Regions from separate parts of the Mus musculus genome. Here all the other regions are linked to region 1. A link is a loop called in an ENCODE intact Hi-C map of the cell type or tissue named here. Cell type or tissue: gastrocnemius. All regions are shown on one strand. Links, peaks and the distances in the headings refer to the core of each region. The heading gives the core; the rest is flanking DNA. Region 1 overlaps Vwa8 (von Willebrand factor A domain containing 8). Region 2 has its middle 25 kb from the start of Rgcc. Region 3 overlaps Wbp4 (WW domain binding protein 4).

Evidence for each region. Peaks named below come from ENCODE experiments on the same cell type or tissue, not always from the same donor. Only the 100,000 strongest peaks of a DNase experiment are listed, where the experiment ranks them.
Region 2: it touches region 1 in a loop (9-fold over the local background); 34 of 42 quality-filtered maps call a loop at or near these places.
Region 3: a loop joins it to region 1, with 6 times the contacts of the local background. A loop is called at or near these places in 14 of 42 quality-filtered maps.

Annotation. Positions count from the first base shown.
Region 1 is chr14:79,119,848-79,131,046 of GRCm38, forward strand. All of the region lies in intron 37 of Vwa8 (von Willebrand factor A domain containing 8), which reads left to right. The region is part of intron 1 of Gm30970 (a long non-coding RNA gene); the gene reads right to left. Among named protein-coding and RNA genes, the nearest start is that of Gm30970, 9.8 kb to the right of the region's middle. In gastrocnemius, for the core only: a CTCF peak has its summit at 4,877 (motif pointing right); a DNase peak (open chromatin) is centred at 4,973; H3K27ac peaks cover 387 bases.
Region 2 is chr14:79,321,264-79,332,462 of GRCm38, forward strand. No RefSeq gene overlaps it. Among named protein-coding and RNA genes, the nearest start is that of Rgcc, 25 kb to the left of the region's middle. In gastrocnemius, for the core only: a CTCF peak has its summit at 5,956 (motif pointing left); DNase peaks (open chromatin) are centred at 3,047 and 5,963; H3K27ac peaks cover 795 bases.
Region 3 is chr14:79,464,653-79,472,652 of GRCm38, forward strand. Wbp4 (WW domain binding protein 4) reads right to left here. Exons shown (of 10, transcript NM_018765.3): 5 at 7,700-7,873; 6 at 6,035-6,081; 7 at 5,453-5,528; 8 at 2,621-2,811; 9 at 1,531-1,697. Among named protein-coding and RNA genes, the nearest start is that of Elf1, 13 kb to the right of the region's middle. In gastrocnemius, for the core only: a CTCF peak has its summit at 3,188 (motif pointing left); a DNase peak (open chromatin) is centred at 3,183.

The sequences.
Region 1 (11,199 bases), core at 1,581-9,580:
TCAAGGCTTGGCTCTTTGATTAGATGTGTTTGAGTAAGCAGAGAACAATTTACGACAGCACTTTAAAGCCCACGGGTCCAGACATAGGTGTAAGAATTAGCATGGCATGCTCTCTTAACAAGAGGAAGAGCTCTGCCACAAATCCAGGTATGACCAGGAAAAGGAACCACAGGAGCCGAGAGCAGAGCCATAGCCAAGCACAAAGCCCAGAGGGCAAGTCCAGGTTCAAACCTGGTATCCCCAGGATGGCGTGGGATGTGCAGCAAAGCCAAGGTGAGGGTAAGCCTGGAGCTACAGGATGCACATGAGCTTAGCAACAGTGTGGGTGAGGTTCTGGGCCGTCTGTGCACTCAGAACATTTTTCAAAACAGTTTGAAGGAAATTCACCCTCCAGGCAGCCATTAGTTATCATTGAATGCTTTTAGACAAGGCTGATTCAAGTAAATGGTTCTCCTAACAAGTGGAGTCCAGGGCGAAAGAGACCAGAGTGCATAAAGGCTGGGTGAGGCTTTCTGATTCCTTGAGTGGGAGTTGCTATGGGTTACTAGAGGCTGGGTGGCCTTGGTATTGATCAGCATATGGGAACCAGCCTCTCCAGTGAACAGCCATGAGGCCCAGGTGATGACTCGGTGTGCTGGAGGAGGCTGGCTGGAGAGGGCAGGAACTGTAGGCAGTTGTAGGTTAGTGTCTGACAAAATGCCTGAACACCGAGGCAGTCTGGACACTGGAAAGGAAATGGCGTTCGAGTGTTTTGGTTTTTTATTTTTTTGGGTTTTTTTTCAGGGTTTCTCTGTATATCTCTGGCTGTCCTGGAACTCACTTTGTAGACCAGGCTGGACCTGAACTCAGAAATCCGCCTGCCCCTGCCTCCGGAGTGCTGGGATTGAAGGCGTGCGCCACCACGCCTGGCCATTCGAGTGTTTTGAATATGCTGTGTTCATGGTGGTGAGATTGCAGGGCTGATACTCCGGTAACAGTGTTCTGCTGCCGTTTGAAATTAAAGGTCAGAGCTTCAAGCTAGTGTGAGTTATGATCCTGACCAGGGACGTGCATTTAAAGCCATGGGGGTTGTTAGATGCAGGGAGAGAGGCACAGCAGAATGGTTGGGCAAGTGGGAAGCTACAGGTCTGAAAGTGCAGTGCGCTCGCTCAGTCAGCTGTCTTTCAGTGCAGCATCATAGGAACTTTGTTCTCTAGGGAGCTGTACTGGCTAGTTTTGCATCAGCTTGACACAGCTGGAGTTATCACAGAGAAAGGAGCTTCAGTTGGGGAGATGCCTCCATGAAATCCAGCTGTAAGACATTTTCTCAATTAGTGATCAAGGGGGAAAGGCCCCTTGTGGGTGGAACCATCTCTGGCCTGGTAGTCTTGGTTCTATAAGAGAGCAGGCTGATCAGGCCAGGAGAGGCAAGCCAGTAAAGAACATCCCTCCATGGCCTCTGCCTCAGCTTCTGCTCCCTGACCTGTTTGAGTACCAGTCCTGACTTCCTTTGGTGATGAACAGCAGCATGGAAGTGTACGCCGAACAAACCCTTTCCTTCCCAACTTGCTTCTTGGTCATGATGTTTGTGCAGGAATAGAAACCCTGACTAAGACAGGAGCCTATGTGCTAGCCGTTGCAAGACACTGTAACTGAGAAGATGTTTACAGGTTAAGTCAGTTAGTACATCTGTTGTTGGGGATACCCACTGTAAAGAAAACAAATAGTTTAACCCAGTAGCCCTCAAAATTTACTTTTATTAAAAAATATTTTATCAAGTAGACAATTCTAGAAGACCTCTTAGAATGAGCCCTTTATGCTGAACAAGCCCTTTATTGTAGTTATGGTTATGATACAGCTGTGTTGCACGCCACTTATGATTTGTAGGATAAATAAATAGGGTTGGGCCGCTGGTTAAAACAGTAATTCTCCTTATGCATTTGAAGAAAAAAAGCTATTATCTATGTGTTTGCAGGTTCATTGTGGAATCAAAAGTTGTGCAAGATGAAGGCACACATTTGTATCTTAGCAAAAACAAAAAAACCATACCAGGGTGTTGTAGCACACCTCTACTCCCAGGACTTAAGAGGTAGAAAGATGGTCTGGAATTCCAGGCCAGATTCAGCTACATAGTAAGTTTGAGGCTAGCCTGGGCTACATGAGATTATGTCTCAGAAGGAAAAAAAAAAAAGACAGAATGTAAGATGATGTTTAATAGGAACATTGATTTAGTTAACACTAACTTAAGCTATAAATGGTAATTTCCTGTCTCATAGAACCAGGAAATCCCAGAGTAAAAGTGTCCAGCTCATAGCTAGGAGTCAGCACGCATGAGAGCTGTTCTTCCTCAGGGCTAGCTCCTTTCTCACATACTCACCATCAAGTGGCACCACGGCTCTTATGAGGCTTTATCGTTGCCAGGATAAAATTTGCCAACTTTTTCTTTGCTGTTCTGAATACATTTGCATTTAGTGAGCTTCACCCAGTTTTTCTTTTTGATGCATAGTTGTATGTAGCCCAGGCTAGCCTCAAACTGGCTATCTATCCAAGAAAGACCTACTTGATCCTCTTATTTCTGTGTCCAAGTATTGGGATTACAGGCATATACCACCACATCTTGTTTCTGCTATACTGAGAATCAGACCCTTCATACATCTTACATATATATATATATATATATATATATATATATATATATACATATAAACCATACATACATACACATATGGCTTTATACATGCCAGACACTCTATCAGCTGATCACAGAATGAGCTACTTAAAGCTGAGTAATTCTCATTGCATTTTATTTTAGGAGTGAAGATTAAGCTGCTAAACTCAATACATTCTTCATTGCTGGTGTGGGTTGGGCAATGTTCCCATAAAGAACACTCTCCTATACCCCTCCTGGAAAATCTTATACTTACATAGGCCTTGTGTTAACCCAAAGGAAAAGCACTATGCTCGATTGAAAACCATCTCCTTAACCACACTGAATTCCTATTGATGAAAATGTACCACCAGAAACTGCGGTGTCCTGGCCTGGCTTGGAGGGGCCCATAGTGTGGAGGAACTGTCTCGTGGCTAACAGGATCTACTATTGCAATGGTTGTTCTTCCCCTATAGCTTCTGGATTGGTGGTGGGAGTAAGCTGGGTTTGTTGTAAAAGTATGACAGGAATTAGTTAACCATTCTGAAAATAGCTCACTTCTCGCCAATGCCCAACTCCACGACAGATGCCTGATGCTTGCATGCATGGATGATGTGTGGCAAATAGAAGTATATTTTAATATTTATTTATGTATGTGATTTTTTCCCTAAAACTCCAATAGAATGTCCTTTAAAAATAGATCTCGAATTTTCTCCTCCAAGTTTATCACTACATGTTCTGATCTTCTCTAAATGTGAGGGGAATCTGTTTGCACTGACATGCCTTGAATGAGAACGGGGCACGGGGTCACGTTATTAGGAGTCAAATTCTGTTTAGGATTTCTGCCCTTTGGGAATTTAACCGTTTTGATTTTGGTTTGCTTTGGTTTGTTTGTTTGTTTTTTTTTTTTTTTACCTTCATAAACACTGTGTTTATGAAGTCTTTTTAATTTCTCTCTGTGTTACATGTGATACCTGTGCCTATGTGTCTCTTTTTCATTAACTGCTTGAAAGTAAAATGTACATATCCTTTAGTTCTACATACCGGAGTATTTCCTCCCCAGGCACATGGCATGGCCTCCATCCAGACCTCAAGCTCAGGAATGTGAGATTGATACAGTGTAGAAGCCTTGTCCCCAGACCGTATTCAGCTCCAGTGCCCAGTGAGAACAGGAAGGAGTTGAAGAGCGGCCTCTTTGGTGTCTTTCTGTCTCATCAGTTCCTCATTTTGCTGGCTTTCATAACTGGTTCTCTGTGGTATTTTGAAGACCACAACCTGTTGTTTTGTAAAACATCCTTTGATTCGGGACCCAGAGTACGAATTTTTGGCAGGAAAGTCACTGACAACATGGCTCCGTTCAGTGTGCCCTATCCGGCACGGAGAACTGGTCCACCGATGGTGAGGTGGAGGTGTTCTCTCCGATGGGATTCACCTGGAGCGAGCGCTATTTCCCATTATGATTAGGATGGGTGTTTGTGGCGTGTGTTCCAAACCTGTCAATATTCATCCATTGTTTTGGCATTCTCTGCGTGTACGAATACAGTGATGGTTGCCAAGTGGTGATGTCTTACTCCACCACTCCTCCTGTCCACACTGGTTGGCATGCTAAGTTAGAAAGGCCCTCCCTCCCTCCTCTGTCTGTATGATGGCCCCTTGGCTGTTAGCCCCAGGTAACAGGTGTATGGCTACCCTTATTTGCCTTGCTGCTCTAGTTATCCCTGACTCTTAAGTCAGCATTTGAATACAAAGGGGGCATCTGTAAACTTACTTTCACTTAGCTGCAGGTTCGCCAGCTTCTCCATGGGGTATTCTCACACACCCCATTCCAGAGCTGTGTTCATGGAGTGCATCTTGATAAGGCAACATTCTGGAGAAGTTCCCCAAATAGGATTCTTATCCATACACAAACCAGTGAAATCCAGAGAATCACAGAATATTCTTTCATTTACAGCATTAGAAAAAAAGCCTAAGGAATTGGTGGTAATATGGCTACTACCACATATGTTGAACATTATTCTTAATTATAATAGTATTTCTTTTATGAACAGCACCACAAGAAAAACATCCATTCTCACCTTGATGTTTCTTGAAGAGACACTTGGAAATATTTTTGCCTCTAAGCATAGGCTAAAGCCTAAAATAATATAATAACCTTTAAAATGTCATTTTACCCTTATTTATCTTGTTATATTTAAGCACTAACTTCTAAATCACTCCCAATTTATACTTAACTAAAATTATTCTGCTGACCACAAGAGGGTGTCAGCGAGCTTAAAACAGAACTGCCTCAGCCTAGTCAATGTTAGAATTCCATCTCCTGAGCAGTTCCTGTCAGTTTAGTCTTGCAGAACTGTAGTTAAAAAGACAGACATGGGGAGGGGTCCAGTGATCCCTCTGTCCTTTCATCGGCATGACCGCATTGGGTGCCTCTCTTTGTCTGCTCTCACTAATATCCAGGCTCCTTGGTTACGTGATTAGGATGGGTGGCTGACCCTGGCTTGTCAGGGCACACCTAAGGACGGCAGCATTATGACAGTCACAGAGGGATAAAAAGAAAGGGTGTCTGTCACCCACAACAAATTGACTCCAGAAAGAGGGGAGAATGAGTGGTTCCAGCAGCTTCTGAAGTCATTTTACTCTGGTGACATTTTTCATAGCTGAACTACCATGTGCCTCTTGCCTCCTATTAAAACTCTACCCTCTGTCAAGGCCCCTCAAGGTAGACTTGGAGAAGTTGATAGATTTCCTTGTCTTCATCCCAGTATTGCCACATTGAATAATGCCTGTTTTCTGCTTTTACTATTAGTATGGCTTCTTTAGTTAGCTTATTGAGGACAATTGACCAAACCTGGCTTGTTGGGTACACAAGCCATGACCCTTAAGTGCAATAACGCTCGTCCTTTATAGCCGGGTCATTTTGAGCTGCTTAGCCCCTCCCTGGCCTGCTTCTTTCCCTCGGAAGCATGCTATCTTTTTTGTGGGAGGTGCATGTATGCACACATAGAGGCCAGAGGTCAAGGTGAGCAGCTCTTATTTAACCTGGAGCTCACTGATTCAGCTAGACAGCCAAGCCAGCAGCTCCAGAGACTATCCTGTGCTGGGATTACAGATGTGCACCAATCGCCCATGGGTTCTAGGGGACTGAACTTAGGCTTCATGGCAAGCACGTCACCAACCGAGCCATCATCCGAGCCCCTGAAGTGTGCAACCTCTGAATAAGCTGTCTCTGCTAATGTCACCCTCCCAAAAGAATGACAATTAAAAAACAGTCAGTTGGCTATCTGCACTAGAAGAGTTTTGACCCTCAAAGGAAAGTCTTGTATGAGAAGCATTGTATGAGGTGGCATAACCTGAAAGATGGGACACAGTGTGGGTCCTGTTGAAGCCACAGGTACAGAGAAATGTCCTCCAGCCTGTAATCCAGGAAGGAGGTCCTCGTTCCTGAACCGTTAGCACGTCTCCCTGAGGACTCATGCCACCTCTTAGGACTTAATTTCTTTTTCTATAAAATCGGGTATATTATAATCTTAGCAGGGATATACAAAGAACCCCTGTCTCAAAAAATCCAGAAACCAAAAACCAAAACGAAAAAGAAAAAGTAAGAAAGGAAGGAAGGAAGAGAGAGAGAGAAAGATCATGATAGCCACTACTTTCGGTATGTGCTTCTCTTTCCATTTTGAGGTTTAAGTAATTTGGCCACAGTTGCTGTGCTAGTGAAGAACAGAGCTGTAATTTCAGCCTGGTTCTCTCTGCTGTAGAAGCCTATGGGTCAGTCCCTTTCCTGTTGCTGTGGCAAAATGTCTGACAAGGGCTCATTTGTGCTCGAAGTTCAGCGGAATTCAGGTTAGTGGTAAGGAAGTCGCAGCAGCAAGAACATATGGCTGCCCCATTCTGTCCCCTGTAGGAGGGAGGGAGGGAAGGCTGCACTCAGCCAGCTTTCTCCTGAGACATCAGCCATGGGATGCCCACAGCTCACATTCAGGGCAGGTCTTCCCACTTCACATAACCAAATCTAGAAAGTCCCTCGCAGACACACCCAGAGGTTTGCCTCCTGGATCAGCGATTCTAGATCACTGGTTCTCAACCTGTGTGTCAGGACCCTCTTAGGGGTCACATATCAGATATCCTGCATATTATATATTTACATTACAATTCAGAACAGTAGCAAAATTACAGTTATGAAAAGGCAATGAGATAATTGTTTTCCATTGGTTGGGGGTCACTACACCATGAGGACCTGTATTAAATGGTCACAGCATTAGGACAGTTGAGAAGCACTGGTCTAGATCCTGTCAAGTTGATGGTGCTAGCTGTCTGCCTTGTTTTTATTCTCTCCACCATTTAGCTTCCCTAAGGCCTAAAGACTAAGTACGTAGAGGTGGTACTCTCAGAGAAGACTACAAAAGAGTTTGATCAAACGCACACAAATTGGTATTGGTGACACAGGTGTGACACAAGCCAGGAAGGTCTCAGGCCAACAAGGCATTGTGCATCTCAGAATCCAGACTTCTAAATGAAATCTCCTTCATTTGAAATTTAGGCAGCAACATCAGGGTTTCTAGTAGTTTTAAGGAGAATGGCAAAACTCTCCCTACTGACTTCTGTTTCCTCTTAGCAGGGTGGGCACACAGCAGGAGACAAAGCCAAGCTCTCCCCAAGCTTTGTCAAGCTGTTGAATTTGTTACCCCTCCCTACAGACTCTTAGCTTCTCCAGAAAAACCTTAAACATTTATTTGAAGAGTATGTAATCTGGGGAACTGGCAAAATATGTCCCTGGTTTTGTTGAGCTGACAAACATGTTTTGTCTTTTTTTTTGGTTTTGGTTTTGGTTTTGGTTTTTCAAAACAGGGTTTCTCTGTATAGCCCTGGCTGTCCTGGAACTCACTTTGTAGACAAGGCTGGCCTCGAACTCAGAGATCTGCCTGCCTCTGCTTTCTGAGTGCTGGGATTAAAGGCATGTGCCACCAAGCCCAGCACATGTTTTGTCTTATTTTGTTTTGTTTTTAAGCATTTCTAGCATTTGAAAAATCAAAAATTGTATCAAGTAACTCATGAAAATTAAATGAAGTTCAGATTTTGGTATCCACATAAAGTTTTATTGGAGCACAGCTATGTTCGCACGGTAGTACCTGTTCCTGCTTTGTGTTAGAAAGGCAATGCTGGGTAAGTTGCAACACGATCCACCAAGGATGAAGTGTGTGCCATCTGGCCTTTACAGAAAAAGGCGAGAACTCTGGTTTAGAATTCAAAATCAAAAAAGATGGGCAGTGACCACCCGCCTCCCAAGATAAGGTAAAAATAGAATTGTGTAAGTCTGAAAGGGGAGAAGAAAAGGAAAATTATTAGTTTTCCAAAAAGCTACCTCAGTATAAGATTCAAAATATTTTTTATTGTATTCATTGTGGGGGAAATCTGATCTGGGCCAGAATGGTGTTCTAGAATGTTCTGTATTTTATGAATGAAAAAGCAAGATTCTTTACTCCTAAGAAGAATGCTGACCACGAAGCCAGACCACTGTCCTCCCGACCTCAGACATGCACTGTGGGCTCCGTGCCTTCAGTCCACCCACTGCTGGGCCCCAGCCTTCATAGCTGAGGGCCGCTTTGTCTCCACATGGCTGGTGGGCCAGCAGCCTTCCCTGATCACACAGTGATCGTTCACTCTGATCTGTCTGGAAGGCAGGCCTCCCAACCCAAAGCTGGTGCCTGAAGACTGTGCCCCCAGTACTGCCTGAAGACTGTGCCCCCAGTACTGCCTGAAGACTGTGCCCCCAGTACTTCCTGTAAGCCCGCCCCCGGCTAGTGCTCGGTAGCTTCTGGGTACACAGTAGAACCAATGGACGTGTGTCTGAGGTTCTGTGAGGTCCCGTGAAGAACTGGAACCCTGGGTGCTTCCTAGAAGGATGAATCTTCCTTTTCTATGAGCTCACATCTCACTAGGGTGACAGAGAACTCTGAGCAGTTTCGTTGTTAGCCTTTTTCCTTCCTACTGCTAAGTTTGTGGCTCCTGAATGGACACCTGTGAGTCAGGTGCCGTAAGGTCTACAATTTGTCTGCCATGATCATTTTTACTTGTCTCTAATATGTGTGAACTCCAACTGACTGTGGAATGCCATCCTTCTAAGCAATGAAGCTCAATGTGAGCATATGACAGTTGGTATTTTCTTCTACCTTTAGAGATACCTTTAAAGTCTATGATTTCATAGGAGCCCAAACTCTGTACATTATAAAGGTAAAGGTTCATTTCAAAAGAAAAAAAAAAAAAAAGTGCCACAACCACCCAGCCAACAAGCCTGTAGAAATTATGCAATGAAATTTTTTAAATTGTTGTTAAATACCAACATACCCAAAACAACAATATTCAAACTATTCATAGATCTTCTCTATTCAAAATATTCACCAAGAAATACACAAAATAGTATTATCCCACAAGAAACACAGGTGGTGTAATTTCCTCTTTAGGTTGTTCAGTTTAATAACTGTCTTAGGGTTACTACTGCTGTGGTCAAACACCATGACCAAAAGCAACTTGAGGAGGAAAGGGGTTTTTTGTTTTGTTTTTTGTTTTTTGTTTTTATGGGTTTTTTTTTTTTTTTTTTTTTTTTTTTTGGCTTACATATCCTCATTACTGTTCTTCATGAAAGGAAGTCAGCATAGGAACTCAAACTGAGCAGGATCCTAGAGGCAGGGACCTTGGAGGGGTGTTGCTTACTGGCTTGCTCCCCATGGCTTGCTCAGCCTGCTTTCATATAGATCCCAAGACTACCAGCCCAGGTATGCCACCATCCACAATAGGCTGAGCCCCCCTCCCTTGATCACTATTTAAGAAAATGCCCTACAGCCAGATCTTACAGAGGCATTTTTTTTCCCATAGAGGTTCCCTCCTCTCAGATGACTGATTCTAGCTTCAGTCAAGCTGACATAAAACTAGCCATCACAGTAACCAGGGGCTGGCTATTCATTTGCTTTTATTATACAGATTGAGTTTCCCTTCTGAATGCTTTGACCGAAAGTGTTGCAAGTTTCAGGTTCTTTTAGACTTCTGGAATGTTTGTGTAGATGATGAGATTTCTTTGGGATAGTACTCAAATCTAAACATGAGATTCAGTTCCTAAAGTCAGCTTCATATGGTACTTTTAGCATACTGACCATGCCCATCATTTGATTCTGGGATGGAATTCTTTACTTGTAGCAGTAATTTGGCTCTCTCTCTACATTAGGGATGCTAAGGTTCCCAAGTACATAGAGAAAGGTTTACTTCGAGTGGCAGGATATCTGATCCTTGATTGAAAAGGGAAATTTGCAAAGTATAGAATTATCCTCCTCCAGTCTGATCTACTAAACTGCTCAATTCAGCCATCGTAACAAGTAGCATGAACATGCCATTCTTGATCAAAAATTGTGTGCTATGATTTCATGTTGGCAACATCACAGGTAGCCATCAGCCCACTTCTGTCTTGGGGGAGGGGGGAGGTTGCAAATTCTGAACATTTTGTAAAAGATAAAACATGGTATGTAAATATTTATGGCAAGCTTTATTCAGTTATAATATTTTAAGGTACAACCATGCTGTAATCTACTTCAGAACTTCAGCTTCTTCTGTTTCTGAGTACTCTATCATTGCATACGTACACCTCGGGACTATGAACGTTTGTATACTTGCTTTTGTATGGACACAGGCTTTTGGTTATATTGCACGTGCACCTGGGTGTGGAGTAGCTGGGTCATGAGAAAACTCCATGTGTAACTTTTGAAAGAAGTTCCAGACTGTCTTTCAAAACAGCTGTGTTAGTCTATATCCCTGCTGCGGTACATGCAGGTTCCTGTTTCGTCCCATTTTCATAGTGGTTTTTACTGTCTGTTTCCATTCCAGTGTCCATAGAGTACCATCTCATGGTTTTGACGTGCCCTTCCCAGTACCTAACAGTGTTGCACTTCTATCTGGTCGTCATGTGTCTGTTGACTGGCTGTGTATCTTTGAGGAAATAGCTATTCAAATCCTTTGCCCAGTTTCCATTGGGTTGTCTTTTTGCTGTTCCATTATCAAATTTTTATATAAAAGCTCCTATCTGGCTATGATTTGCAAATACATGTTCTCTTTCCGTGAATTGTATTTTCACCTTCCCATTGAAGCACAAAAATTTCTAACGGGAGCTGGGTGTGGTGGCGCATGCCTTGAATCCCAGCACTCGGGAGGCAGAGGCAGGCGGATTTCTGAGTTTGAGGCCAGCCTGCTCTACAGAGTGAGTTCCAGGACAGCCAGGGTTATACAGAGAAACCCTGTCTCAGAAAACCAAAAAAAAAAAAAAAAAATCTAATGGGATACAACCAGTGTTACTTGGTTTTCTATTGGTTGTTGTCCAGTTAGGGTTTCTATTGCTGCAACAGAAAACCATGACCAAAATGCAAGCTGGGGAGAAGAGGGTTTATTTGGCTCAGACTTCACTCTCTCTCACTGCAGGAAGTCAGAACAGGAACTCCAACAAGGCAGGAACCTGGAGGCAGGAACTGATACAGTGACCAAGGAAGGGTGATGCTTACTGGCTTGCTAATCATGGCTTGCTCAGTCTCTTT
Region 2 (11,199 bases), core at 1,334-9,333, 200 kb after region 1:
AGTCTGGACAGAAAAAGCACTCTGTCTAAGGTGAGCGGCCTTCTTATGGTCCCCTAGCCAGCCAGGTCCCTGGCCTGCCACAGTGCTGAATTAACCCTTAAGACAAGAGACAAGGGCCTGTCTCCACCTAGAGGTAGATTCTGCTCTCGACACCGCTAGGCCCAGGAACTAAAAGGTGCAATGGACTCTACGGGCTTAGAATGAAAAGCGTAGGAGGGATCCTATAATTATTTTAGAGAGCAGAGGAGTACACAATAAATAGTTTTTAAGGGCGAGGACTCCCCCACAGACACCCCAGGAAAGTTGGATCCCGTAACCCAGATTTTCAATATTTTTGTGTTTTTTGTTGTTGTTGTTGTTGTTTGTTTTGTTCTTTTGTTTCAGTTCTAGGGCTGGACCCCAGGGCTCACATGGGAGACCAGAGTGCCACACCTAAGCTGCACCACACACACACACACACACACACATCCCTGGTCTCACATATGTTTCTTTTATATAGAAACCTAATGCACTAAGTCTTATGCTGACTCCATTTTTTTTAAAATAGGATGTTTTTGAGGGAATAAACTGTGACCACCCCCAAAAGATACCGGTATTGACTCTTCAAGGGGCTCTGAGCAGAGTGATCATGGAAGATGTATGGCTAGCCTGCACTGTCTCTGTGTGGCAGGGTCAGCTTTGAGAGAAGCACCTCACACACTCCCTCATGACAGTGCCCTCTTTCCTTCCAGGCACTGGTCCGATGAGCATTTTGAATTTCTTTGGCACCCACTGGCATCTCTGCCTCATATTTCACAGGCTATATTCTGCACGTATATTTCTTAAAACAGATGGACTGGTCTAGGCCCACAGTGGACTGGCGTATTTGTGGCTATGAGTACCACAGCAGAGAATGTCCCAGGCATGGATGAGTACAGACTGTTTCCAAAGGTGCTGAAGGCTGCCCGAGGAGCCAGGCTCCAGTTCCCTTCTTGGTGTGCGGGGTATTTCTGTACTGTCTTCATGAAGCACATATACAGCTTTTACAGCTCCATTCCTCTTTCTTAAATCACTGTATTGGATAAACCTCACAGAAATCCCACTCATTTGATGCTCTCTCTCTCTCTCTCTCTCTCTCTCTCTCTCTCTCTGTGTGTGTGTGTGTGTGTGTGTGTGTATGTCACAGCATGCATGAGGTCCTCAGGGAATAATTTGCAAGGGTAAGTTCTCTACTTCAACTATGTGGGTTCCAAGGATCCAACTCAAGGCCACCACACTTGGTGACAAGCACCTTCACCTGCTGAGCCCTCTTGCTGGCCCCATCTTTAGGAAAACTTCAAGCCTGTAGAAGAAAGTCCACTCCATCGACATTTCCTCCCCATCCTTTCCGCATGCACACACACCCAGCTCTTAAAAGCCATCGGTTGACCCCATCTCTGTGAGTTGTCTCTCCTGGACATTTCCTAGCCTGGAGTTAGACAAGTTGGCACTTCTTTCCTTTGAGTCCCCAAGGTTCGTCCATTCTGGAGCGTGTGCCAGCACCTCAGCTTTTCAATGCCAGATAACATCTCCACTGTAGAGATGTGCACAACTTACTGAGCTGCTCAGCCGCTGTTGGGAAAATTACTTTTCTTTTTCTTTTGGTTGTTACAAGTAGTGCTGTTGTGAACAACTGTGTGGAGCTGGAATCTCATCTTTTTAGGAATGGAGTTGCTTAATGTGAGGTTTGAACAACAGTGGTCCCTGTGGGGGTTTGAATAGGAATGGTCACCCCAGAGGCTCATGTGTTTGAATGCTTGACCCATAAGAGTGGCACTACTGGGGCTGGAGAGATGGCTCAGTGGTTAAGAGCACTGACTGCTCTTCCGAAGCTTCTGAGTTCAAATCCCAACAACCACACGGTGGCTCACAAGCATCCATAGTGAGATCTGATGCCCTCTTCTTCACTGTGTCTGAAGACAGCTACAGTGTATTTACATATAATAAATAAAGAAATAAATCTTTTCTAAAAACGAGAAAGATTTTTTAAAAATGAGTGGCACTATTAGGAGGTGTGGCCTTGTTGGAGGAAGTGTGTCACTCTACGGGTGGGCTTTGAGGTCTCCTATGCTCAAGCTACACCTAGTGTGGTACACAGTCTCTCCTTGCTGCCTTCATTATAAAGATGCAGAACTCTCAGCTCCTTCTCCAGCAGCATGTCTGCTTGTATGCCACCAAGTTTCCATGTGTCACTGGGGGCCTTTGAGGTTTCAAAATCCCAGGCCATTTCCAGTTAGCATTCTTTTTGTTGTTGTTGTTTTTGGTTTTTGGTTTTTTGGTTTTTTCAAGACAGGGTTTGGAGTGTTTATACTAGAAAGCCAATAAATTCTCCTTATCAAACACAATTCTCCCTTATTAAAAATGTTCACAATTGGGGGCTGGAGAGATGGCTCAGGGGTTGACAGCACTGACTGCTCTCCCAGAGGTCCTGAGTTCAATTCCCAGCAACCACATGGTGGCTCACAACCATCTGTAGTGAGATCTGATGCCCTCTTCTGGTGTATCTGAAGACAGCTACAGTGTACTCGTACACATAAAATAAATAAATCTTTTAAAAATAAATGCGCACAATTGACTTTCAGCAAATATTACCCCATTCCTGTTGGTACTCCCCCTTAACATAAACAAGCATATCTTGGGAAGTGGCAGACCAAACCATCACATGACAGCTTGGGAGGAGTGGAAGCTGTGGCCTGCTGCCTTGGGACTTCATCCTTTTCTGCTCCAAGCCCCTATTCTGACCTCCCCCTTTCTATCTCCTCCCAACTCAGCCAGGTATAATCACATCTCCTCTACTCTTTTTTTTCCCCATCAACATTTCTAATTATATATTTAAGGGTGAATAATTATGAAACAGTTGCTGTGGACAGGAGATGGAGTGTGCATGCACCAACATACACACACACACACACACACACACACACACACACACACATGCTAGAGGCCACAGACTCTCTGAAATAAAATGGTTTAAGGAGCTGTTGTAGACACTAGCAAGAAAAGCGCTGCATCCTGGGACCCCCAAGCGCCAGCAGAAGGAGCAGCAGGCTTTCGGAGTGTTGGGCAGTGTCCACTGAACAAGAACTAAGCATTGTGATTTAATGAACAGTTGGAGAGGGAAGTTGTCTGTTCCGACCTAGTTTCCCCGTGGACATGGATGGAGCAGCGTATAAAGCCGGCAGACTTGGAGGGAAGGTGGCTAGGGCAGTAATGAAACTTTAACTTTAGGTTTTACCTTTCAAATCGCCAGAATACTATTCCCACCTTGCCAGCTGATCAACTTTCCTCACCTCTGCTCCCCTCCAGTCTCCAATGCTTGAAGCTCAACTCAAGACAGCTTGGAATTCTGCCCAAGGCTCTACAGCACAGTGTTTGTATTGAGCTCATTGCTAATCAGAACCCTCCCGCTGGACTTGGGCATTATGTACTGAAAAGGTAGGCTTTGTCTGTGATCTCAACACACTGGTGAGAAGTAGGAGATTCTGCATGAAGGAATAACTAACAGCAGGTCCCTTGTGCTTCGAACACTACAGAGGACCCATAGGGAGAGAAAACAGCAGACTAGAAAGTCAGTGTCTCTGGACCTTTGCTTCTACACAGGAGTCTGAGTTTTCTTTCTTTCTCTCTTTTGTTCATTCCTGAATTTGCAAATACTATATATATATATGTGTATATATATATATATATATATATATATACACATATATATATATATATGCAAGGCTCGAAGCCCTGGCTTACATTTTCCAAGTTGTATCCAGTTTCCATGAGCTTGTTTTGAGATTGTCTTTCTATGTCGCACTGGCAGTTGTGGAGCTCTTGATGTAGAACAGAGATCCTTCTGCCCCCTCCCCCACCCCCACCCCCCACCCCTTCCCCCGTGCTGGGATCAAAGGCATGCACCACTATGCTCGGCTAATGTTTGTAGTATAAGCCCAGGAGTCCCAATGTTTGGTATATACAGATTTACAAGTATCACACCTTCTTGATGGACTTCTCCTTTTATTAGTATAATATGGAAGAAATCAGAACATGGTTGGGGGCAGGCAGGCAAGAGAGATAAAGAACAACACAAAATAAAAATACGTACGTACAAAAATGTCACAGTGAAACCAGCCCATGCCTTTGTATGATAACCAAAAGAATAGAAGGCAACAAATAAATAGAATTCTCTGAAATACCTTTGAAAGAGCCAAATGGATGTTTCAACTCAACAAATGGATTTACATACCAGGCAGTGTTCTGTACATGGGATGAATGCATGACACAAAATTACTCCTAATTAAGTCAACTGCGAAATGTCGACAACAATTTTGGCCCTGGTGGTGTTTTCTGGTCCACAGCACCTACAAACCTTGAAACCTCCCAGATGATGCTTTGGAACCAAGTCCTAATGAGGTGACTGGTGACTGAGGATCTTGTAGAGCCTCAAATTGGGGCTGGTGTTAGAGAAAGCCAATGACAGGGTCAGACGGCTCGGGTTTTGACCCCAGACCATCCCATCTGCAAGGAGCCTAAATATAGGCTTGATTGCTCCTGGCCAATTTTCAGTCTACCATACCTAATGTATTCTCCATTACAGCCAGGCTGAGGGCCTTCTAGGTTCCCATAATCCTCTGGAAGTGTTAGCAGAGCGAAGCACCCAAACTCATGAAAGCGATGTCTCCACCCTCACCTCTTCCCATCTGACTGAACACCTGCATCCTTTCTAATATTCTATAAGAAACAAGTTAGTAGTCGGGTGTGGTGGCGCACGCCTTTAATCCCAGCACTCGGGAGGCAGAGGCAGGTGGATTTCTGAGTTCCAGGCCAGCCTGGTCTACAAAGTGAGTTCCAGGACAGCCAGGGCTATACAGAGAAACCCTGCCTCAAAAAAACAAAAAGAAAAGAAAAGAAAAGAAAAGAAAAGAAAAGAAAAGAAGAGAAGAGAAAAGAAAAGAAAAGAAAAGAAAAGAAAAGAAAAGAAAAGAAAAGAAAAGAAACAAGTTAGTGCATGCTTCCCTGAGCTCTAGGACCGTTCTAACAAATGATCCAACTGGAGGAGAGGACCACAAGGATTTCCAGCCAGTCAGTCAGAGGCACTGAATACCTAGACTTCAGCCGTCTTGTGGGACTGGAGCCCTTAACCTGTGGGAGCTGATGTTACTAAGTTCAGGCAGACACAGTCAGAATTGACATGAAGTATAAGACACCCAGCTAGTATCAGGGACCTGGTCTTTGTTAGGGGAAAAATACACAAATGTTTGTTGACAGAGTGTTCTGGGTTGAGTGTTAAGAAACAAACCAATCCGTCTTACCCTGTATGACTTATTCTGGGATGGTACCAGTGAGGTAACCAAAATGAGCCTTCCAGTTTGAAAACATGACAGAATCTTGTTTCCTAGAAAATATGCTGACAAGAAGTAGAAGCCCAGGAGGGTGGGACCCTGCCTGAGGCCAAGCCCTATTCCTCTCACCCTGAGATCAACACTGTCTTCCCACACAAAATGCTCACGCTGCCATTTAATGTCAGGTAAACAGACTTGTACTTAGTAAAAGCTTCGTGGAATTGTTCATCTCTACAGAGGGCAGCCACCAGCAACCTACTGGATCAGGAACCCACGCACCATCAAAGAGGAAAAGCATCCGTGGTAAACACCCGAGGTGATGAACCTGCTCCCAAAGAGCAAAGACAAAAACTAACTCAACCTGCCGCACAGACACACATGCTCGTTCTTTTTTTTTCTTTTTTGGTTTTTCCAGACAGGGTTTCTCTGTATAGCCCTGGCTGTCCTGGAACTCACTTTGTAGACCAGGCTGGCCTCAAACTTCTGCCTCTGCCTCCCAAGTGCTGGGATTAAAGGCATGCACCACCACCACCTGACTACACATGCTCATTCTTAAGAAATAAACAAATAAGGTAAATAATACTGAGTTGGAAAGCCTGCCCTCTAGTGGGAGAAATAACGAACTGACCGCCCAACTGCATCATTTCAGAAACCACGGTCCTGAACCAACGATGCATATAAACATAGATAGAAGTCAGGGAACAGCTATGAGCACTTTCTATGGGGTTTTCTGGGACCTGTTCTCAGGGGCTTTCTTGTTGGACAGACAGGACCTGGACCTCACACCAGGTCAGCCTGATACTACGAGATTACTGGGGATGACAGGCAAGAACGCAGTTCAAAGCTGAAAGGGATGGGTCTGGGTCAGACCCGGAGTTGAGACATTGTGTGGCCTTAAGAAAACTGTTACCTTTGAGTCGTGTCTAATGAGGATGACAATTATGGTAGATAAATACGCTGCAGCAAGGGTGCAAGCTAGAAAGGAGACAACTTCTAGGACACACAGCTATCTTGCAAGGTTTGAAAAAGGTGTCCCTTTTGGTGGAGGAACTGCAAATGATGCCCCTTTTGAGAAGAACTGCCTAATGTTAGCACTAGTCCCCAATGGCTATTTAATTTAGGTGAAGGGGCCAGCAAGATGGCTGTTGGGAAAAAAGTTTGATAATGAGTTCTATCTCCAGGGTCTATCGTGGAAGGAGAGAACTGACTCCTGCAAGCTACACACACACACACACACACACACACACACACACACACACAGAGTGAATAAATATTAAAAGGTCTTTATGTCAGGCTTGGTGGTGCAGGTCTTTCATGTCAACACTTGGAGGCAGAGGCAGGTGGATGTTAGTGAGCACAAGGCCAGCCTGGTCTACATGGAGAGTTCCAGGGCAGCCAGGGCTACACAGTCACAGTGTCTCAAACAGAAACCAAGCAAACAAAAAACCTTTGCATTTAAAGTTAAACATTGAAAAGCAGTTCTTCATACTCACTGGTCATATGTCAGTGGTCATCCACAGGTGGCCAGAGCTACCCAGATGCACAGAAAGGACTGTCCGACAGCTGTACTTTTGTTGTTGTTGTCTTTTGTATTGTATGCTTTTCCTCTTTGATGGTATTGGATTTATTTATTGCCTCCTTTCTTTCCTTCCTTCTTTCCTTCCTTCCTTCCTCTCTCCCTTCCTTCTTTCCTTTCATCCTTCCACCCATCCTGCTGTCCCCACCCCCACCCCCCCCACCCCCTCCACAACCCTTTAACCTTTAGCCTTTTCCCCTTCTCTGGCTTTCTTTAATGCAGCATTCCCCACTGTGTATCCTCCATTGGTCTATTAGCTACACTTCTATTTTCTCAAATACAAGACTCTTGAATAGTAGTTGCCTTGGAGTTTGCAACATAGCTTTACAACTGCTCTTAGTCCCCTTTCAACTATCACTTTACCAAAAATCCTAGATCACACAGGTGCCTTGGACCAGAGCCCCCAGCTCTTCCTATCCTTCACTCATCTCCACGACTCATCCCACGAGTCCCTAAATTACAATCACTCAACCTACGTTGTATTCTGTAAGCTCTACAAATCAAATAAGAAAGGAAAAGAGCAGCTTTGCCTTAGTTTATTCTGTCTCTAACACTCTGGACGTTTGTTTCTAACCACTCCAGTTTTTCTTCTCTCTTAAGAATGCTTAACAGTGAGCTGGGTGTGGTGGCGCACGCCTTTAATCCAGCACTCGGGAGGCAGAGGCAGGTGGATTTCTGAGTTCGAGGGCAGCCTGGTCTACAAAGTGAGTTCCAGGACAGCCAGGACTACACAGAGAAACCCTGTCTCGAAAAACCAAAACAACAAAAAAAGAATGCCTAACAGCTGTAGTAAGATAGACCTACTAAGGAGCAAGGCAGACTTGTTTGGTTAAACCTTGACCTCTCCACATCTGAAGGATACTTTTGCTGGACACAAAATTTTAGACTGTTTTCCCTCTCAGATCCTTTAGAATTCTATCTCACCCACTCTCTTTTCTGTTTGGTTCCTGGAAAGAACGTAGGTGCTGATTGCTATCTTTCTATAAGAAATGTGGGTTTTGTTTATGTAGGATTTTCTCTGTCTTTGACTTCCTATGGTGGGGATAACTTGATACACTTTGCAACAGGGAGCACATGAAAGTTAACTGGGGCGCATCATCTTGTCTTTTTAAACTAGTCACGTTTGGCATACCTTTTGGTGTGGATCTCTTTTTTCTGGTTCATCTTTAGCATGCTTCATCTATTTCTTTTACTTTTAACTTTAGCTTCCATTGTGCTTCTTATAAGCAATTAATATAATAAGAATCTCGAGTCTTCTGGTTGGTTAAACCATGAGTCTTAACCAGTAAACTACTAACAATTGTAATTAGTGTCACATCAGAATCTCTTTAGTCTTTAACTGAGTTGACTTCGGAACTTTTCTTCTTGGGTTGCCACAGGTTGTACAATCAAATTTGTCCTTCTCTATTTATTTTGTATTTTTTTCAATCTTTATAATTACTAATTTTCTTTAAAGAAAAAACCCTACACTCTGCATAAAGAATTACATGCAACTAAAGAATGCTGAAAGTCGGAGAAACAGTTTTCCTCCGGGAGGGGCACAGCAATTGGTTATCTGATACCAAATGGTACACACATAAGTAACATTCTACAGACCAAGAACATTGTATTTAAGATATAATATAGGTATGAGACAATGTGGTGACCTTCGCTGAGCCACCTAACAGTGGGGTTATGGAACCTGAAGACGTCACCTCCTATAGCCAAACAGCACCCCTCAGTAGAAGGATAAGGACACCGGCTCACCCACAAAACTTTTGACCCAAAATTTGTCCTGTCTAAAAGAAATAAAGGGGCAAACATGGAGCCAAGGCTGGAGGAATGGCCAACCAATAACCAGACCCATCTCATGGGCAAGCACTAATCCCTGACACTATTAATAATACTCTGTTACGCTTGCAGACAGGAGCTTAGCATAACTGTCCTCTGAGAGGCTCTACCCAGCAGCGGACTGAAACAAATGCAGATACCCACAGCCAAACATTGGACAGAGGTCAGGGACTCTTATGGAAGAGCTGAGGAAAGGACTGAAGGCCCTGAAGGGGGTAGGAACTCCCCAGCATCAACTAACCTGTTGGTCTTCCCTGTCAGTCATCTTAACCTGTTGGTAAATACTGAGAGCTCTCAGAGACTGACCCACCAACCAAAGAGCTATATGGGGTGGTCTGAGGCTCCCCACATTAATGTACCAATTAAATGCTGCTCAGTTTCCATGTGGGTTCCCCCAAAACTGGAGCTGGGCTGTCCGTAAAGCTGTTGTCTAACTGTGGAATCTGTTCCCCAACAGGGCTGCCCTGGCTAGCCTCAGTGGCTAAGCCTAATTTTGCAGAGCCTTGATGTGCCAGGGTTGGAGGGATACCCACGGGGCTCCACTCTCTCAGAGGAAAAGGGGATGGGATATAGGGAGAGACTTTGTGAGGGAAGACTGGAAGGGGACAGCATTTGGGATATAAATAAATAAATAATGTTTTAAAAAAGAATATAGGTATGTACATATACACATATACATATAACAACAGTTAATACCTTTGGCTATGGATTTGAAAGACAGCAAGAAGAGTTATATGGGAGGGTTTGGAAGAAAGAAATGGAAGAGGGAAATGATGTAATAATTTCAAAAAATAAGAATAACTAGATAAAACCTACAAAATAGAAGAAAAGCAATGGCACAATAAAAAAGAAAATATCTGCCAGTGGGTGATGCAGATACTATTAATAACTTTTATTTAGCTTTGTTTCTTTTACTTGAAACAAAATTCTTTATATCTATTTTCCTAACTATCAAAAATAATTTCAACCCACTTCAGTTAGGATGGAAGAAGAGGAAGAAATACAGCATTTACTCATTCAACAAGCATTTTCACACTACATATAGGGACGTACCAGGAGTGTAAAAATGAATGCTAGAGTTCACAGCCACAAAGATCTCACTGTGCTACACTGACTTACTTTATCGATGACATGCAATTAACATACAGCCCGATCCTCGACTGCTGTGACATAGGACTGTTGTGAAAATGTGCACAAAGGACTGGCCGCTGTACTAGCTGCACAAAAGATACCTGATGAATGCTGGGTATTATTTTTGTGACGGGTGGTAAAACAGTAAATAGATATAAAAACTGCATGTTACTAGAATACAACAGGCAATGTTTCTGGGAGGAGGAAATGCCTGCGGATGCACCGCAGACAGGAAGCGCGCGCGGGGGTAGGGGTGGGGCGGGGCGGGGGGTGGGGCGGGGAGCACAGCAGAAGGAAAGCATGCCCTGCGTAGAGATAAAGAGATTCTGACTGACAGTCTCCATCAGGAGAGTGGAGCTGGTACTTAGAACTGGCAAGGTGGCTCAGCAGGTACAAGCACTTGGTACACAAACCTGACAACATGACCTTGATCCCTGGAACCCACGGTGGGAGGAGAGAAACAGTACCCAAAAGTCCTCTGACTTCCACACAAGCACTGTGGCACGAGTGTGCCTGCTTTCTCCTCCCTCCCTCCCTGGCCCCCGAGTCTCTCTGCTTCTTTGTCTCGGTCCTTGTTTGTCTCTCACACACATAAATAAAAATCGTAAGGTATTAGTATTTATTCATCAGTTATGTGTTAGTCACTACATTCATGTACACACTCATGTACACACACACACACACACACACAGATCTGAGGTAGAAATTATAACTCCCATTTGACAGGATAACTAAGTCTTAGCAAGGCTAAGCAAATTATTCAGCACTGGGTGCTGCATGGGACAACTATGAGACCAGGAAAGGAAAGTGACGGGACAGGCCAACGATCTGAAAAACCCAAGCTATTGAAGTCTCAAACACTTGGCACTGAGTTGTTCTGTCAGAAGTGGCCCTGCGGGGCACAGGCAGGGAGACCCGGAACCTGCAGCATCAGTAAGCAGCTAACCCTCCTGCAATTGCTCTGGCTACCCATGCGGGTCTGGGCCAGAGCGGTAGCACCAGGAAGGAAGCATGCAGGCAGGAATGCCACACACCCTGGTTTCTGGTCTGGCTTTGCCATTAGCAGGCTTGGGTGAAATCCCAATTTCATGAATAGAACTGATTAGCTACTCTCTTATCAGAGTGACACAAATATATCCCAAAAACATGAGGGAGGAGAGGTTTGCTGTGGATCATGGTTTCACGGCCCTCAGTCCATCAAAGCAGAGAATATGGGTGGAGGAGCTCATGATGACAGACAGGCAGCAGAGGGGGTATTGTCTTCAAAGGGCCTACTGACTTAACTTCTGCCAACTCCTAAAGGCTCCTCGGCTTTTA
Region 3 (8,000 bases), core at 1-8,000, 340 kb after region 1:
GTTTTGACAACTTTTTGAGATACGCATTTCATAGTGTATGCTTCTGAGGGAAATCCTGCCTCTGTCTCCTAAGTGCTTGTGTTATGGGCGCCATCCTTGGCCAAGAACTTTAATAATAAACAATTCATAATGGAAGTACATTAAAAGTATACATCTGGGCTGGAGAGATGGCTTAGCAGTTAAGAGCACTGACTGCTCTTCCAGAGGGCCTGAGTTCAATTCCCAGCAACCACATGGTAGCTCACAACCATCTGTAATGGGATCTGATGCCCTCTTCTGGTGTGTCTGAAGACAGCTACAGTGTATTCATATAAATAAAATAGATCTTTAAAAAGTATCCGTCCTACACTACCATTTCAAAGCATGGTTTTAAATAGTATCTACTTTATCCATATACCTTCCCTTCACCTTGAAGGTTCTCTTAAAGGTTAAAAAAAAAAAATCAAAACAATAAAGATACCCCAAAACACTAAAATGATTGCCTGATAGTGACATGTATTTACCTGGTAAAATAAATTCCTCTAAAAAGAAAACTTATTTGAGGAGTTAAGTCAGTAACATAAATCAGGTTGTGCTTAACTATTGATAACCTCTTCTGCTACTTTGAATATGAGCTTAAGAGCTTTGAAGTTTAGAGCCAGGTACAGTGGTACACCTGTTAATACTACCACCCTTGAGGTGGAACCAGATCAGGCTACACAAGACTCAAGAAAACCAAACCAAACCAAATCAACAAAAACAAAATTCACACCCACAATACACTCTGGGCAATAATATACACAGAACACTTTGAAGTATAGTCAGACACTTCAAGAGAATAAGGGTAAACACTTTTTCTTTTCCTTCAAATGCATTCTGTAGTTAAAGTGTCTTGCAGAATATTTGCTCCAAGCATTTGTTTTTCTGATAAAACTGCTGCTGAGTGTGTGACTGTGGTCACTAGAAATGTCATGCTTTGGACACAGAACAATCACTAAGTTGGCTTAAAGCAACCATTGTTTCATCTTTTAAAAGTAAAAATATTCTAGGAATGAAAAAAGCAAAATTAAAAATATTTTAAGAATGGGCGCTGGACAGATGGCTTAGTGGTTATGAAGACTATCTGCTCTTCCAGAGGTTTTAAGTTCAATTCCCAGGAACCACATGGTGGCTCACAACTATATATAATGGATCTGATGCCCTCTTCTGGTATACACCATATATGCACATAGAACATTCATACATAAATAAATAAAATTAAAAAAAATATATTCAGGGATAGAGAGATGGCTAAGATGTTAAGAGCACTGACTGCTCTTCCCCAGGTCCTGAGTTCAATTCCTAGCAACTACATGGTGGCTGACAACCATCTGTAATGGGATCCAATGCCTTCTTTTGGTGTATCTGAAGAGAGTGACAGTGTACTCATATAAATAAATCTTTAAAAAAATATCCTAAGAATGTAATAAAGACCAGAGCACACCTGAGACTTCTGACAGCAGTGTGCTGAAGTTCGTGGACACAGCAATGGGTGACACCTCATGTACTTACTGAGACTCAGCCTCCTGTTTAATTTCTTGCCATTCCCCATAAGGGTTTGTCGATTTCTTAAGAGTTTTGGGTTTTTCTTCATTTGTATTTGATGGATTCTGTTTTGGAGTACTTTTTTCTTTTTGTATTTCTGGGCCAATTCTTTTCTCAGTACTTTTATTTTTCTCCTGTAATGCAAAGGCCAATAAATAATACACTTCAAGCAAAGCTACAGTCAACCTCTAAAAATGTCTTAACTTCTTTAAAAAGTCTCATTAATAACACTGATAATCATTCACTTAATGTTAAGTTTTCACACTACACAATACATGTACATGGAAGAACTATGTCTGAAACTTTAATGCATTGTGCTTAATGACGCTTTTTAAAAAATGTGCCATCATGATACATAAAGACGATGGTGGCACATGCCTTTAAGCAAGTCCAGGACAGCCAGGATTACACAGAAAAACTGACGATGACTCCCTTTCGGGCCAGAAGCAGTCCCTACAGATGTCCTGGGGGAGATTCTCTCTTCACCGGGCTAAGAAAGCCTTTTCACCTACTTTTCCACCTTAGTGTGAACACCATACATGTACTGGGGTTTCAGCCTCTTTGCAAATTACACAGCCACCAGTAGCCTGACTGGAATTCCTTTTGTATTCTACAATGATTCCTAACTCATCCCTTATGCAGCCCAGGTCGGGCTGAACTTCGAATTTTCCCATCTTTGCTTATCCCGTGCCACATGCTCTGCAACATGCTTGTCTTGTTCCCTTTCCCTAGACAGGGTCTCACTGTGATGCCCTAGCTGGCCTCATTTCAAGATCTCCACTGGGTAGATGCCTAAATCCACTATGTCAAACCACACACATCCAATAATGGTAAGTTTAGTTTATAAGTCAGGTACAGTAAGAGATTAACTGCAGGAGTAAATGGCAAACTTCAACAATACACTGTAATGTAAGATTTCATCGTGTCATACACGTTAAAATCTATGAATCCTTTTTCTGGATTTTCTATTTCGTATTTTCAGATTGGAGCTGACCAGGAGTAACAGCAGCATGGAGTCAGCCTGCAAAGGTCTGTGGAAAGTCAAGTGAGACCCCACCTTAAACTTTATGATTAGCTTCTTGGTCTCTGTGGAGGCCTCTCCAGCTTTCTTCTGTTCCCCTTCGGAATCACTGTGAGAATCGGAGGACTTGGCGTCTTCTAGGGTGTCGGGCAACTTTCCACTGTCCTTACTAGAAAGCACATCCCCGCCATGTGGGATGAAATCTTCAGGCTTTTCCCATTTGGATTCTGCTCAACACATTTTAATAACTGCATTACTTATTTAGCAATACTTCTCAGCAATGTAACACTTTATCATCTACTACCACCAAATAATACAGCATTTTCATATCTATACTTTATTTTTTATTGTTCAGAAAATTTAGGAGAGTCTGCACTTACTAACTTACTAGTTATAAACTAACTCTAAATGGGAAAGAACTTGGAAAGGGGGTAAGAGTTTTAAAAATCCCCAGTTTATCTGAAAACAATTTCAAGAACCATAATGATAATGACTTTACAAATATTTCCAGAAACTTCTCACAGAGACTTCCTGGAGTTTTCCATCTGAATTTGCTACTTCACTAGAAATGGGATCTCAGCTGGCTGAGCTCCTCCGCCATCTAGTGGTCGCTGTGCTTGCAAAGGAACTACAATGTTTCTTCTCATCTCTATTTTTAGTTTAATAAAAGGGAGAAAAAAGATACAATTTGTTCCCAGTTAAGACAATTTTAAGAGTGAAGGAGACTAGGAGACCGAGGAGGGGGAATTTCTAAGTTCAAGGTCTGCCTGGTTTTCATGATTTAGAATCAGCCAGCTACAAAGTAAGACCCTGACTTAACAATCAAGAATAAAAATGGCTACTAATTACACTGATCAGGATTAAACTCCTCCCAACCCCAGAGAACATAGCTCTTAGGCTCTTTCTAAAAACCCAATACTTTACTTATATGGTACAGAAACACTGCTTTCACTGGGCAAATGGCTATTTCTTACTAAAAGACCGAATACAGGGTTTGGGCAGTAAGAATTTAAAAACACAGATTAAGGAAGATACCGAGCTGACAGCAGAAAGGAAAGCATGAAGACTGACAAGGGCAGATACCCAGTGGTACGTGGCAGAGAAACTTGAGGCCATTTTACTGAAGGAACTTAACTACCCAAATGGCAACCTTACTTCATTGTACACTGTCATAAATATCAAGAAGAACATGGTTAAGTTTTAATATCTTCTGTGCTCCCCAACCCTAGTACTGTCTTTTTTCCAGTCCTGTTGGATATGAACCTGAACATAAGATATATGGTAGGAGAAAAAAGACATTATTTAAAATAGTTGAAGTCTAGGTACAGGAAACATTGAAGACTAGCTGGGTATGGTGGCACAGCCCTGGAACTGCAGCCCTTGAGAGGCAGGCGCATCAAGACTTCAAGGTCCTACTCAGGAACTATTGAGTTGGAGGTCAGGTTGAGATGGTCTCAAAAGCCAGAAAAGGAACAGCAAAGACTTAACTGAGGAATTCTGTGATTTTTGTAAGAATTTATTTACTTTTATCTTTGTATGACAGGAGTTCCCTGACTCCAACTTCCTAGTGATAGGATTATAGGCATGTTTGATTACACCTGTTTTTGTTTTTGAGTATATGGTATATTCTTATAGGTGTATGTATATGTGTGGGTGTGTTTGCCTATGCATTTGTATGTAGAGGCCAGAGGACTACTTCTGGTACCTTCCCCTATCATTCTCCTCCCCTCCCCTCCTATCTATGTATGCTTCTTTCTCTTTCTTTTCTTTCCTTTCCCTACTCCCTTTCCGCTCTTTCTAGATAGGGTCTCTCACTGAACCTAAACTGGCTAGCCAACAAGCCCTAGGATATGGCCATCTCTGCTCACCCAGTGTTGGGGTTACAAGTGCTTGCTTCCACACCTTACCATGTGGAGGCTGGGAATTTGAACTCAGGTTCTCATGCTTGGACAGCACACACTGTACCCATCAAGTTAACCTCTGAGCCCCATACCATTTATGTAATGCTACATTTATGTTATGCTACATTTATGTTATGCTACATTTACCATTTATGTAATGCTACAGATTGAGCCCAAGACTGTGCGTGCTAGGCAAATGGTCTATCAGGTAAATGACATCTCTAACGCCAGCTTCGTTTTCTTTTTTTCTTTTTTTCTTTTTCCAGACAGGGTTTCTCTGTATAGCTCTGGCTGTCCTGGAACTCACTTTGTAGACCAGGCTGGCCTCGAACTCAGAAATAAGCCTGCCTCTGACTCCCGAGTGCTGGGATTAAAGGTGTGCACCATGGTGAGGGCCTCGGTGTAGTTCAATGAGAGCATACATGCTCGCCTGCATTAGGTCTCAAGTCTGATCCTCACCATGACAAAAGTTGAAGTAGGTGGTAACTATAGACACTCAGAGGGAAATTATTAAATCATAGATCCAGTAATTTTAGAATTGAAGACTCTCTTTAAAACTTGAATAACATTAAGTGACAGAGAGAGCTGGCTCAGCAGTTAATTTTTGCTGCTCTCAGAGAAGACCTGGGTTCAATTCTAGCACCCACATGGTGACTCATACCAACCATAACTTTAGTTCCAGGAAATCTAATCATTTCCTCTGGCTTCCTTAAGCACCAGGCTCACATGTGGTGACCAGAAATTCATGCAGGCAAAATAGCCAAACACATTAAAAAAAAAAATAAAAGGAACAACATAGATGCATAGTACAACATATTATATATAGAAAGGTTTTAAGTATCCCTTATAAAAGATAATATATACTTCCTATAGAAATACTTATTAAAGTTTTCAAGTTTAGATGTGTGTTAGTTCATATACAGTTTGGGTATATTTTTAAGTTAAAACAATCCGAGGTCACACTCACCTCCTGTTTCTGTATTATAATAATAGGTGTAGCCGTCTTCACTTAAGCCTTCTACCCAAACGGCCTTTGCTGCTGTCTAATGGGAAGGAAAAAACAATACACTGAAAATAATGACAATGGCTTCCTACTGAATAACTAAGGCAAATTTGGCTATGTTTCCTTCTCTACCTGGCCCTAGGAGTCCAGAGAGGAGATAAAGCTCATGGCAACAGTCTGGCTTCTGTTAGTCACTACCAACTTTCAAGCAGACTGTCTCGCCTCTCAAAGCCAGGAACTCTGTCCAGTGGGAAGACATGTGAACAACAAATGACTGCAAATCAGCTCATAATATTTACCCTCAATAGGGTTTGGTGCGTGCGTGTGTGTGCATGTGTGCAGAATTTGGAAATAAATTTGCTTAACAAAATTCTACAAAAAGCCACAGCAGCCAGACTGGGAGTTTGTTTAGCTTAGGGTAGAGTGCTGGCCATTCTCAAAAGCCCTCAGATCCAGCGCCACAAACCCCAGCCACCTAACCCCAAACTCCCCCACCCCTAGAAGCCAGTCACTTGGAAGAATAAAACAACATTATGCTACAGTTACCTTTTTCAAATTCCCTTGAAATCCTTCTGGCTTCTCCCATTGAGATGCTTAAAACAAAATACATTCATTATAAAATAATTATGCTCTTAAATAAAACAAGTCACCAAAATTTAATTAGGTAAAAGCCATAAGGGAGTCATTATATACAAAACACTACAACATAGTTTATAATTGAAAAATGAAAGAAACAACATCTATCCTTAGTGGTACTGCACCATGCCTGCCTACTGCTATGCATGCTCTCTGCCATGATGGTTACGGGCTTTTCATCTCTGGGGCCATGAGCCCCATTTAAATGCTTTCTTTGATGAGTTGCCTTGGTCATGTGTTTTGTCACAGCAATAGAAAAGTAACTAAGACATGTACTCACGTAAAAATATACTGCAAGTAAGCACAGTGACACAAGCTAAGTCAAATGTACTGCTATGAACTCGAAGCCAGTCAACCCCTGTCCAAGTCCTTAAAGCCATGCAGTTCCCCTCCCCCACCGAGGTGCTGCACTGGGAGGGAGAAGCAGGCAGAGCTCTCTGAGTTTCAGGCCAGCCTGTTCTACACAGCGAGACCCTAGCTTTTGAGGGCCGTTTATTTCTGTTTCACCTTTACATCTTCGAGTATTGTACCAGTATTAAGAACCGGTTGGTTCTTTATGTCTCGTTTCCCCGTGTGCAAATGGGTCAGCTTAGCATGTTTTAAAGGAAAGGGATGGCATTCTGCTGTCTTGAGTAAAGAGAGAGCGAGAGATGAAGAATGAAGAAATGAAAAAGAAGTTATCAAGGACAAGAACACACAAACTAGGACGGTGAAGAAAAGGAAGCACAAGACGACAGATAAGAAAAATAGCTCCAGACTGAAGCTGAAAAACAATGCAACAAAAACAAACTGTGCAGCCCAAGTGTCTGTTTCTGGTTGATTTAATGTTCAACCACAATATGCATTTCACTTAAGACTTAGTGCAGCCCCAGAAGTAATAATGTCTAACGGTGAGAAAACCTTTCCTATAGGTATTTCATTTCAAGACCCTTACAGATGTGAATAGTTTACTTTCAGGTAAAGTACTCTATTTTTGTATAGTTTCAATTTTTTTTTTTTTAATTGAGAAAACAGAAAGTTTATCTGTAAGCAACTTCTAAGATTAATCACGACACTGATTTGCAATAAGCAGGATATTCTTCAGGTTTTTTTTTCTTTTTGAGGCAGTCTTACCCTGCACTACAGGCTGGCCTAGATCTCACTATGCATTCTAGGCTAGTTTCTTACCTTGTCTCAGTCCTCCTGCCTCAGCTTTCTGAATGCTGGAATATAGGGTGTGCATCACCACAAAACACACACAATATTCTAAGCTTTGTGGTAAAAATGAAGTTACGGTTTCTCACTGCTTAACATATTCTTATATTAAATAGAAACCTCAACATAGCCGGGCGTGGTAGCGCACGCCTTTAATCCCAGCACTTGGGAGACAGAGACAGGCAGATTTCTGAGTTCAAGGCCAGCCTGGTCTACAAAGTGAGTTCCAGGACAGCCAGGGCTATACAGAGAAACCCTGTCTCGAACAAAAAACAAAAAACAAAAAACAAAAAAAAATCAAAACAAAAAAACCCAACAAACCTCAACATAAAAAATACTGTGTTTCTGGACTTTCTTGCAGTCTGTGCTTCAATAGCATACCTCCTGTGATGAGATCATAATAGTAGCAGTGGCCGTCGGCTGTCACGCCTTCCACCCATCCACCCTTTGAAGCTTCTTTCTTCTTCTTCTTCTTTTTCTTCTCTTTCTGTTGATTTGACGTAGGGGTGGGTTGGACAGTGCTGATGACTGGTGATACAGTTGGCTCTGAAATGTCTAGAAAAAAAAGATAAAGAGGGGCACCTGTGTCTTTTTAAATGTTCTATCAGTCAGAGACCTGGCAAAGCAGCCACCCTGTAATCCCAGCTCCTCGGAGGCTGAGGCAGGACAACTATGTGTTTGA